2 separate regions of the Mus musculus genome follow, and region 1 is linked to region 2. The links are chromatin loops, found by intact Hi-C in ENCODE. Cell type or tissue: left cerebral cortex. All regions are shown on one strand. Region 1 holds the start of Mpv17l2 (MPV17 mitochondrial membrane protein-like 2). Region 2 has its middle 6.5 kb from the start of Kcnn1.

Region 1 (5,000 bases), 100 kb after region 2:
CTCGGCTCAGGGGTGGGAGGCCCGCGAGACTCATGTGCGCTTGCCCATTGGTCCGCTGAGAGCAGAAAAGTGGGTAAAGCAAAATAGGACTTCCCGTGTTCGGCGTGAGCGGCCTGCCGCAACGCTTGAGGACGATTGGTCACTTCCTTTGAGAGGCGGAGCTTTGGGGTTTTGGATTGGTCCGTTCTGAATAGGGCGGTTCTTCGGCGGGGCATGTGATTGGCGCGGGCCCGGCGCTCGGCTGCCGCGGCTCCCTGGTGTCTGTAGCGGCGATGGCTCTGGGAGGCTGGCGCTGGGCTCGCAAGGCGTTGGCTGCGGGGCGCCCGCTGTTCCAGGGCCGCGCGCTGCTCCTCACCAACACACTGGGCTGCGGCGTGCTCATGGCCGCGGGCGATGGCGCGCGACAGGTCTGGGAAGTGCGCGCGCGGCCTGGACAGAGATTCAGCGCGCGGCGCTCAGGTGAGAGGGACCTGTGCGCGAACGAGAGGGACCCCCAGAGACCGAGCGGTCACCTGGACCGGGCACCCACCTTCCTGGGGCCTGTCAATCACTCTGGGACCTGGCACCCACTCTGATGGGTCCTGTCAGTCTCTCTGCACCTCGCCAGGAGGTTCTGCCATTGACTCTCCCTGTCCCGCAGCCAGCATGTTCGCCGTGGGCTGCAGCATGGGCCCCTTCCTACACTTCTGGTATCTGTGGTTGGACCGCCTCCTCCCCGCGTCGGGCCTACGAAGCCTCCCGAGTGTGATGAAGAAGGTGCTAGTGGATCAAACGGTGGCATCTCCCATTCTGGGCGTCTGGTACTTCCTGGGTAAGGAGCAGCAGGACTTTGAGAACTCAGAAGTTGTGATGGGCAGAGCCTGGTTTGTGCTTAGGGGAGTGCTGACGGGGCTTCTCTTCTATTTTTTCCCTCCCCCCCCCCAAGGTTTCTTTGTGTAGACCTTGCTGCCCTGGAGGAACTTGCTCTGAAGACCAGGCTGGTGTCAAACTCACATAGATCCACCTGCCTCTGCCTCCCGAGTACTGGGATTGCTTTGTTCTAGGAGGCATCATGTACTCTCGCTGCCTTGAGTTTGCTACCAACTGGTCAGTAGCCCAGTTTCCTGTCCCCATTTTGAGACAGAGACTCACATGTAGTCCCAACTGGCCTGAACATCTCTTTGTAGACCAGGCTGATTGTGCCTGCCTCGCCTCCCTGAGTGCTAGCATTAATGTGTGTCACCACTCCCAACTTTCTAAAATCCTAACCAAAAGGAGTCTGGGCCAGAAAGGGTTTTTCAGCCACAGTTGTGGGGAAACCAGGCAGGAACTATACACAGCTAGTCACATCTCAGCCAGAGAGAACTGCATGATTTCTTGCTTTGTTCAGACTATTTTACCACTCATGAGCAGTCCAGGACCCTGGGTCTTCCCACATCAACTAACTTAATTACATAAGCCTATACAAGCATCCCACAGGCCAATGCATGTAGACAGCCCCCGGAGACTATCCGATAACTCTAGGCTAAGTCAAATTGACAAAGGTACCTGTTAACACAGCGATGGGGCTCGTGATCTAGGCTCACGCATTTATGTTTTCATAAGTAACTCAGGCTCCCTCACACCAACCTCTCATTTTCCTGGACCTGCCTGCTGCTCTGCCTGAGACCTGCCCTGCTTCTGCCTTGCAGCCACCTCAGCCTTTATAACTACTTCTTGGTCTTCTTCCCAGGCCTTGGCAGCCTGGAGGGTCAGACACTAGAGGAGAGCTGCCAGGAGCTGCGGGCCAAATTCTGGGACTTCTACAAGGTGGGCGTGCCCACGTGGGCTCTCTCAACATGGCTCCACCCCCCCTCTTTACCTTCCAGACCCACACCCAAGGCCTTGGCCCCCACCCACTTTTCAAGCCCCGCCCCTCGTAGCCGCCCCCCCTCTCACAGTGGCCCTCCCACTTTTCCACAGGCCGACTGGTGTGTGTGGCCAGCTGCCCAGCTAGTGAACTTCCTCTTCATCCCTTCTCATTTCCGAGTCACCTATATCAATGGGCTGACACTGGGCTGGGACACATACCTGTCCTATCTGAAGTACTGGGTGAGCTCAACTCCATGGTGTGGGAGTGTGGGAGGGCGTGGGTTCCGGCCTATTCCTGTTTGACTGTCCCTCTGCTGCGGACAGGTCCCTGAACCCCTTCAGACTCCGGGCTGTGCAGACTGAAACTGAAGCCTGGCAGATGAGTTGGCCGATGGATACACTCCCACAGGAGATTACCGAAGCTGGTCAAAAAGCTCTGGGCCATGTCCAAAACCCAGGCTGACTGCCCCTGGACCAGCAGTCCCTTGAGTCCACCAGAGACTGTTCCCATGTAGAACAGACGCCAGCACAGGCTGTCCGCCCTCCCCCCAACCCCTCCCGGTTTTCCAGTGGGACCATGAAGCCCTCTGTCTGCCTGGACACCCTCCACAGCCTTGAAGTGGGGTCTGGTTTGGCCTCAGAAAACTTGATGCAAGGCTGGGCAGGGTGCGGAAATTCATTAAATTCTCTTTAATGTCAAGGACTGCGTGTGGGTGGGTTCAGGGGCTGGGCCAGCAGACTCAGCAAGGTCCATTCGCTTTATTGACTGTGTGTAGTGTTCATAACTTCTAGGGAGGAGTGGGACACATTTGACACTCACGACGTCAGAACAGGTTTGGGGGTATCCCAAAGTAGTGAATATATCCCCTACACCCCATTTATCCCAAAGTATAAGGCAGAAGGCCCAGGCAAGCAAGAAGCCGTCTGTCAACCAGGTGGTCCATATGGCGATCCCCCAGCCTCGGGGTTGGCAGGCCCCGCCATCTTCCATCAGCCTGCTGCAGAGTGACATCTGGTCCCCTCTTCACAACTGACAACTGTGGACGGGATGGTTTACAAAAACAAAATGGGGGTGGGGGGTAAAGGAGAGGGAGCAGCAGTGACCACAATACACCACGGCCGAGCTGGGTGGAGCTATGTACAGGGTGGGAAGGGGGTGCGCTCGGGGCACATCCTCAATAAATAAATAAATAGCTACAATAATAAATAGGGTAGTCGGGGATGGGGGACGTGCCCCTGGCAGCAGGGAAGGGAAGTGGCTCAGCAGGCACAATCCTGATGAGGTGGCGCCTGCTGGTCGGTGAGCTGCGGGCCCTGCTTGGCACCGGTGACCGCAGGGTCTGCAGTATCCAGGGACTCTGACATCTTCTCACAGATCACGTCCACCAGACGTTCAAACGTCTGCTTGACATTAATGTTGTCCTTGGCGCTGGCCTCAAAGAACTCAAAGCCTATATTGGGGAAATGGAGGGGTGGCAACAGAGCTGTAGGCTCCAGACGCACTCACACAGGCCCTCGCACTGAAGGGTCCCTCCCAGGGAGGCCACACTGGTCTGGGTGAGCCATCCATTACTACCCATCCCTTGGGATAATCTTAAGCACCCTAGTGAGACATCCCTTCCATCTGCCACCCAGCCAGGCTCCAAGTCCCTTTCCAGAGACCTACAACCTCCATGGCCTGGTTTCTTGTCAGCTCAGCCTGCAGTGACAGCCACAGTTCCTCTAAGGGGCGATCACGCACCACTGTCACGACTCTGCCTATACCAACCTTCCCATACAGGCATGTTGTGCCTGCTCCGGGAAGCCAGGCTTAGCCTCTTCCACCCATTTCTCTTTCTAGTTCGAAAACTTCACAGGCCCAGTACCTTGAAGGTAGCTCATGGCTGACAGCTGACAGCCAACATGGCAAGCACCTCCATGTCCATCAAGACCCATGGTAAAGCCTCCTGGATAAGGCCTAGTTTTCTCAAGTGCAAACCCCCTGGATTCAAGCCCATGTCCTGATCAGTGAGACACTGGGTGTGTAGCTATCAGGTATCCAGGTCTCTGGTCCAGCCTGGTAAGGGCCACAGTCCTCAGTACTCACCCAGGTGGTCAGCCAGCTGCCGGCCACGCTCTGAGGACACCACTCGCTCATCTTCCATGTCACACTTGTTTCCCACCAGCAGCACCTGGGCATTGTCCCACGAGTAAGTTTTGATCTGAGTGGACCTGCAGAGACAGCCAGAGGCTGAAGAGGAAGCCGGAGGACCTGGCCCCATCCCCGAGTCTCTGCCTGTGTCTAGCCCTTGCAGGAGAGACCACTGCCCCTTGGTAACTGAGTCCAGCCTATCTCACTCAGACCTCTCCATCTTCCCAAAGCTGGGAAGATGGGCCGGTGTCCACTACACCAAATGTCAAGACCTGGGGGAGTTAATTTTTGGTGCTGTGGCTGGAATCCAGGTTCTCATACATTTGAGGTAAGCGCTTGGCCAGAGAATCACTTGACCTCAGACAAGTGAGCTAACGTGGTTCTCCTGCCTGGGCTACCTGGGTAGAGATCAGTGGGAGGTTCCTTGTCTACTCACTGGTTACCTTGTGTGCTTCCACAACCTCAAGCCTTGGGAACAGCCACATGGCTTGTCCCACCAGAGGCCTACTCTTGGTTGTCTTTTGGCCATGCTGGGGACGAACCCAAGGCTTTGTCCTGGCCAAGCAGGCACCCTACCAACTAAGCTTAGCTAAGCTTAGCTAAGTCACCTCCAATCCCAGCCTTGTGTTTTCTGAGTAGGTGGGCTGCTCACCAGTCCTGCACTGCATTAAATGACTCCTCATTGGTGATGTCATACATTAGGATGAAGCCCATGGCGCCTCGGTAATAGGCTGTGGTGATGGTGCGGTACCGCTCTTGCCCTGCTGTGTCCTGGGGAAAAGAGGGATAGGTCAGAAGGGACCTCGCAGCAGCCCCCGAGAGAAAAACGTGCTCCAAGGTTGTCCAGCAACCACTTTGAGGCCCGGGGACAGTGGGTCAGGAAAAGCAGACAGTGACCCAAATGGGTCACTGCAAGGCCACTTAGTCACTCAACAAACATGTACTGGGTGCTGCCTGAATGCCCTGTGCCACACTATGCTAGAAGATGAGTGGGGATGCTCGGGACTTAGGAAAACGGGAAGCTCATACTGGGATGGAG
Region 2 (5,000 bases):
ACCTTTGTTCTGTAGAAAAGCCCCATCTCTCGGAATCCCAGCCCGCGCCTGCGCACTAGCAGCGGGGAAATCCCTGACTCGGAGAGGGGTTGCTAGAAGGGAGTTCCCCGCAGTTGCCAAGGATACCAGGCGGGCCTAAGAGTCACACGCTGCGCATGTGCGGAGTACTTTGTTTCCTTCACTTGGGCTTTCCCTGTGGGGGGCGGGGAGAGAGTGTTAACCCGCGCGCATGCGCCAGCCACTGCGCGTCCCAGGGGACTAGGGGAATCCTCCACCGCCCTAGCGCCCACGCAGTCCGGGGTAATCGGCTCGAACAAGGGAGGAGCTCCTGGCGAGGGCGGTGGGGGAGGGCTGCTGGCGGGGTCTTCCCCAGGTTTCGGCCCTCGCGGTCGCCATGGCAACCGTGCGGGAGCTGCAGAGTGAGGGCTACAGGGAAGCCGGGCAGATGTGCGCATGCGCCATCAGGGCTGGGGGGTTCCCCTTTAGCACCGCGGGGGTGACGAGGACAAAGGGACCGGCGCGCTGCTGTAGAGAAGAGCCGGGTCAGCCCTGCACGGTTTGCCACACCTGTTATACCAACACCTAGTGGAGGCAGGAGAATTAGGAGTTCAAGGCCAACGTGGGCTCCGTGAGCCCTTGTGAAAAAAATAAAAAATAGATCACGCGGCATAAAGCCTGCAGCCATAATTTGGCTCCCCCTACTCCTCATTTCCCCCTCCCCCTGCAACTCTCCATCCTCAACCATCTCCCCAGTCTCTCCCCTTTCCCACTTCTCTTCCCCGGGTCTCGAGCCTCTCCCAAATCCTGGTGCCATAATTCCAGCCCAGAGTGTATGGGCAAAGACGTGGCGCCCTCGCGTAGCTCTGCGCTGTTCAACCCGGTGTCTGGCCCCGGGGCTGCGCCTTTGGTGTCCTCCAGGACCCAGGGCCCACCCAGTGCCTCTCTGTCCGCATCACTCAGAGGTGCGTGGCAGTGTCCAGAGGGACAGTCTCCTGTCGTAACCGCAGTGCCACTCTCTTTAGGGTGCAGACGCCTTCCTTGCGCCTTTGTCCTTAGTACAAAGCTTTCGTCCATCCTTTGTAGAGAGAGCGTGTGACACACGAGGCTATGGGAACAATGAGTCGCAAGAAAGGTCAGGTCTCAGCGGTCACCCTGAACACACACTGTATTCGGTCCCCAGCGGCGGGGCAGCCCCACTGAAGTTACTGAAGTTTTGGGGATGCCCTGCAGAAGTCATTAAGGACTTCTGTGCTGGGTCCAAAGGTCCTTCTGAAGTATCTGTGCACAGCCCCCCTTCTCTGGCACCTTTATTTGAGGTGGACTCGCCCTAATTGCAGCTTTCTTCCGGCTCCCTAAGAGTCTTTAGGCTCCTCTTTCTCCTTGGGAAGGAGATGAATGTATCAAGAATGGAGGGAGTCGGTGACCTGAAACCCGGGCGAGGTGGCCAGTAGGGACGCCTGTCGGGGATCACCTTCAGGTTGTGAATGAGAGGTGAGAGTAGTTGGCACACGGCAGAGCTGGTCAAAGAGTCCAGATGCTCCCGAAGCTGGCCCGGTTCTGAGGGACGCTGGGTTTGGTCAGGGGTCACCCAGAGGGTCTGTGAAAGACTATGGGGCTGGGAAAAGTCCAGTTGGTCTCCTCGCTTGCAAGGAGAGACAGGAGAGACGTGCGGGACAGGAATGTGACCTGTCACCAGGCTGTCAAGGTGTTTCATGAGGCAGGGATTGTAGTGAGTCTAAGAATCGCGGGTCGAGGACTCCACTCAGGGCGATATAAGGTTCAGGGTTCCCCACAACGAAGGGAATCCTTTGTCGTCCCTCCCTCGAGCTCTGTTCTGCAGACCCAGAAGTCCTCCTTTCTGTCTTGTTTCTCACCGCCCGCCCGCGGCTCCGCGGTGGGAGGGGCGCTCGCAACCCGCGCCGGTCGCGGGTGCATCCCAGCCCCGCCCGTCCGAGGAATCCCCGGCCACCGCGGGAGCGCGGCGCTGCTCACGAAGTGCTGCGGGGCTGGGGGACTGGCGAGGGGGGACGGCTATTTTTAGAACATATGGAAGAAAAAATACAAAAACAAAAATAACAACAACAAAAATGATGGAAACTCTTAAAGGCCTCCAGACTCCCAGGAGGAAATCCCCCTGTCTCAGACCGTGGCAGAAGGTGGGTGGGTGCTCAGGGGTGGGGCTAGGAGGGAAGGGCTGAGAAGGGGGTTGGGGGGGGGGTCGACACTTAGAGGACAAAGCAGGACAGAGCCAGCAGCCCACAAATTCAGTTTTGGAGAGCCACCTCAGAATGGACTGGAGAAACTGAGTCTTGGGTCTAGCCAAGATCACCACAAGGGTCTCGGACCCTCTCCAGACCCAGGCTCTGCTTTCCCGCTCCTTGAGCACTCCAGACCCCAGGAGGCTCATTGTTCTGGCTGGGTATTTTGACCTTCACGGTCCCGCCACCCCTGCATCCGCCGTTAGGGGCGCAGGGGGGACTCCAGCTGCGTGAGCGGCACCTTCCAGCCAGACACAGGGACAGAGAAGTTTTCTCTTCCTGCCTCTCTGGTCACCCCACCCCTCGCCCCCAAACCAGGACCTTCCAGCCTGGGCCGCGTCATCAGCTGCTGGAGTCTCCCGGCGTCTCTCCCTCTCGACCCTTCCCTGCCCCAGGCTCAGCTTCTCGCTGGAGTGCATTTCCCTGTGGGAGGCGACAGCTGCTGCACCTGACTGGGTTGAAGGACAAGGATCCCTGGTCTTTGTCGCAGCCTCAGTTTCCCCGTCTGAAAACTGCGCGCGTAAAGCCAGCGGACACCAAGGATCGCCCCAGCCCTTGGCGTGTCCTCGGTCACTGTCCTCGGCCTCGGCGGGGAGCGCGCTGGGTGCCGCCGCGGAGGGGACACCTGACCGTCCCCAGCGGGCCGCGCGGGTGGGGGGTCCGCGCTGCAGCGGCGCGCGCACCTCTGTTCCCACGCCCTTGCCCGTCTGCTTACTCACTTGGTTTTGCTCTCGGGCCGGGACGCAGGGACTCCAGCAGCTGCGGCTGGAGACTACTGGTGAGTTAACAGGCAGAAGGGGGTGGTGATGAGGTGGGGGTGTCTCTTTGCCGGGTTTCACTAAGTCTACCGATGTTTGGGAGACCTGCGGGAACCGCGGGATGTCCCTTCATCTTCCCCAGACAATCCGGAGCAGAGACTCTGCCCCAGAACGAACCCTGAGTCCCTGGGCGAAAGGGGCTCAGTTTCAGGTGAGGTTGGGGACCTGGGGACTGCCAGTCACTCAGAGTGGCAGTCCTCCTCCTCCTCCTCGCTATTCCCCATGGCTCCTTCCTTAAGGCATTGGTCCTCATGTTTGGCGGGGATTCCCTCCAGAGATGGCCGGCAGGAGCTTCGAGCTGACCTGCTAGACCCTCAGGCTTTTCCTCTGGCTTTCTCAGTCAGCCACCCCCTGCGGTGGGTAACTGGGGGGGTCCAGAGAAGGCTAGTACTCACCCAAGGTCACCCAGCAAGGCAGGGGCAGAGTAGTCCAGAACCCCACAACCCCTGGGTGGGGTCCTGTCTGGGTTTTTTGCATCATCCCTGAGCATGGGGTGTGAAGCCCCTCAATCTGGTGCCCAGAAACTAGGGGGAGGTTAAGTTAGGATCCCCGGGACTCATTTCAGGGCCATGATCTAGCTGGCTGGCCGAGCCCAGTCCCAGATCCTGTGGATCACCTAGTAGGCAGGTGTCTGGAGGAGGCCAACAGAGTGACCTTGGCAGCCCCTGCCCTCCCCAGCCACTGTCAGCTCTCCTGGGCCACCACCCCACCACTACCCGTAACCACTGCCCCTTGCCCAGGTCCTGTGAAAAGAGAAGAGTCACGTTTAAGTTCACAACGGAAAGCAAGGAAGAAAACCAGGAGGTGGAGGGGAAGTGGTGTGTGGAACAGCAGCCTCAAATTCTGGACTCACAGCTGTGGGTCTCACAGTCGCCAAAGCCACTAATCTTAAAGAACCCTGAGGTCCGCAGACCTTCAGCCTGGTCGGGGCACACACCCTTTAGTCCCAGCAATCACAAAACAAGCCAGAGCCACGCTTGATCTCTGAGTTCAAGGCGAGCCTGGTTTACAGCAAGAGTTCCAGGACAGCCAGTGCTACACAGAGACCCTGTCTCAGAAACCAAAAGCAAACCAAAACAAGAGAAGGAACCCTGTGGGCCTTTCCGATCTGGTTCCCATGTCTGATCCTTACAGGTGTGGAGAAGAGCCAAGGGCAGGGCCATCCCACGTCTGAGGGCAACTTCAAGACACGGAAGAGCAGCGGCCTCAGGTTGGTGGTTTCCAGAGCCCCTTGGACCCCAGGGTGAGTCACCTGCCCCGGTACCCCCTGGTGTGGGGTAGGAGAATTGATGATTGCCAGGCCTGAGCTGGGGGTGGAGGGCAGCCTGGGCCTGATACTTTGGTCCTAACTCGGCGGGAGGACTGCTGTGTAAGCAAGGGGACCTAAGTGTGGATCTGCACGCAGCATTCACACTGGAAAGCAGGCAGGGTGTGGCCAGGCCTGTGCCTGGAACCTCAGCACTGTACAGAGTGGAGGCAGGAGCATGGCAGGGTTGATGGCTGCCAGCCCATCTCCAAGTGAGTGAGAAACCCTGTGTCAAGGGTATAAATCCAAGAGTGATCCACAGACACCTGATACCCTCTGGACTGCTCAGGGACACCACACACACACACACACACACACACACACACACACACACACACACACACACACACACACAGAGAGAGAGAGAGAGAGACAGAGAGACAGAGAGACAGAGAGAGACAGAGAGAGACAGAGAGAGACAGAGAGACAGAGAGACAGAGAGACAGAGAAACAGAGGGAGAGAGACACGAATGTATGCACACAGAGTGAAAGAGAGTGACAGACAAAGAAAAACACACACACACAGAGGAGAAACTTAAGTACAGAGAGAGACAAAGATAAAGAGACACAGACACACATAGACACATACAGGATAACAAATAAATAAACAATAAATAA

The links. Peaks named below come from ENCODE experiments on the same cell type or tissue, not always from the same donor. Only the 100,000 strongest peaks of a DNase experiment are listed, where the experiment ranks them.
Region 1: it touches region 2 in a loop (4-fold over the local background); 1 of 42 quality-filtered maps calls a loop at or near these places.

Annotation. Positions count from the first base shown.
Region 1 is chr8:70,756,179-70,761,178 of GRCm38, reverse strand. It overlaps Rab3a (RAB3A, member RAS oncogene family), which reads right to left. Exons shown (of 5, transcript NM_009001.7): 3 at 4,614-4,732; 4 at 3,917-4,041; 5 at 2,571-3,281. The coding sequence ends at 3,091. It overlaps Mpv17l2 (MPV17 mitochondrial membrane protein-like 2), which reads left to right and starts at 258. Exons shown (of 5, transcript NM_183170.2): 1 at 258-459; 2 at 641-811; 3 at 1,712-1,788; 4 at 1,942-2,070; 5 at 2,155-2,530. The coding sequence starts at 273. The coding sequence ends at 2,193. 6330537M06Rik (a long non-coding RNA gene) reads right to left here and starts at 64. Exons shown (of 2, transcript XR_003947402.1): 1 at 1-64. In left cerebral cortex, a CTCF peak has its summit at 3,578; DNase peaks (open chromatin) are centred at 2,174, 2,336, 2,684, 3,530 and 4 more places; H3K4me3 peaks cover 1,701 bases; H3K27ac peaks cover 1,149 bases.
Region 2 is chr8:70,860,984-70,865,983 of GRCm38, reverse strand. It overlaps a transcript of Kcnn1 not described here. Among named protein-coding and RNA genes, the nearest start is that of Kcnn1, 6.5 kb to the right of the region's middle. In left cerebral cortex, a CTCF peak has its summit at 2,460; DNase peaks (open chromatin) are centred at 189, 793, 1,011 and 1,861; H3K4me3 peaks cover 3,020 bases; H3K27ac peaks cover 1,416 bases.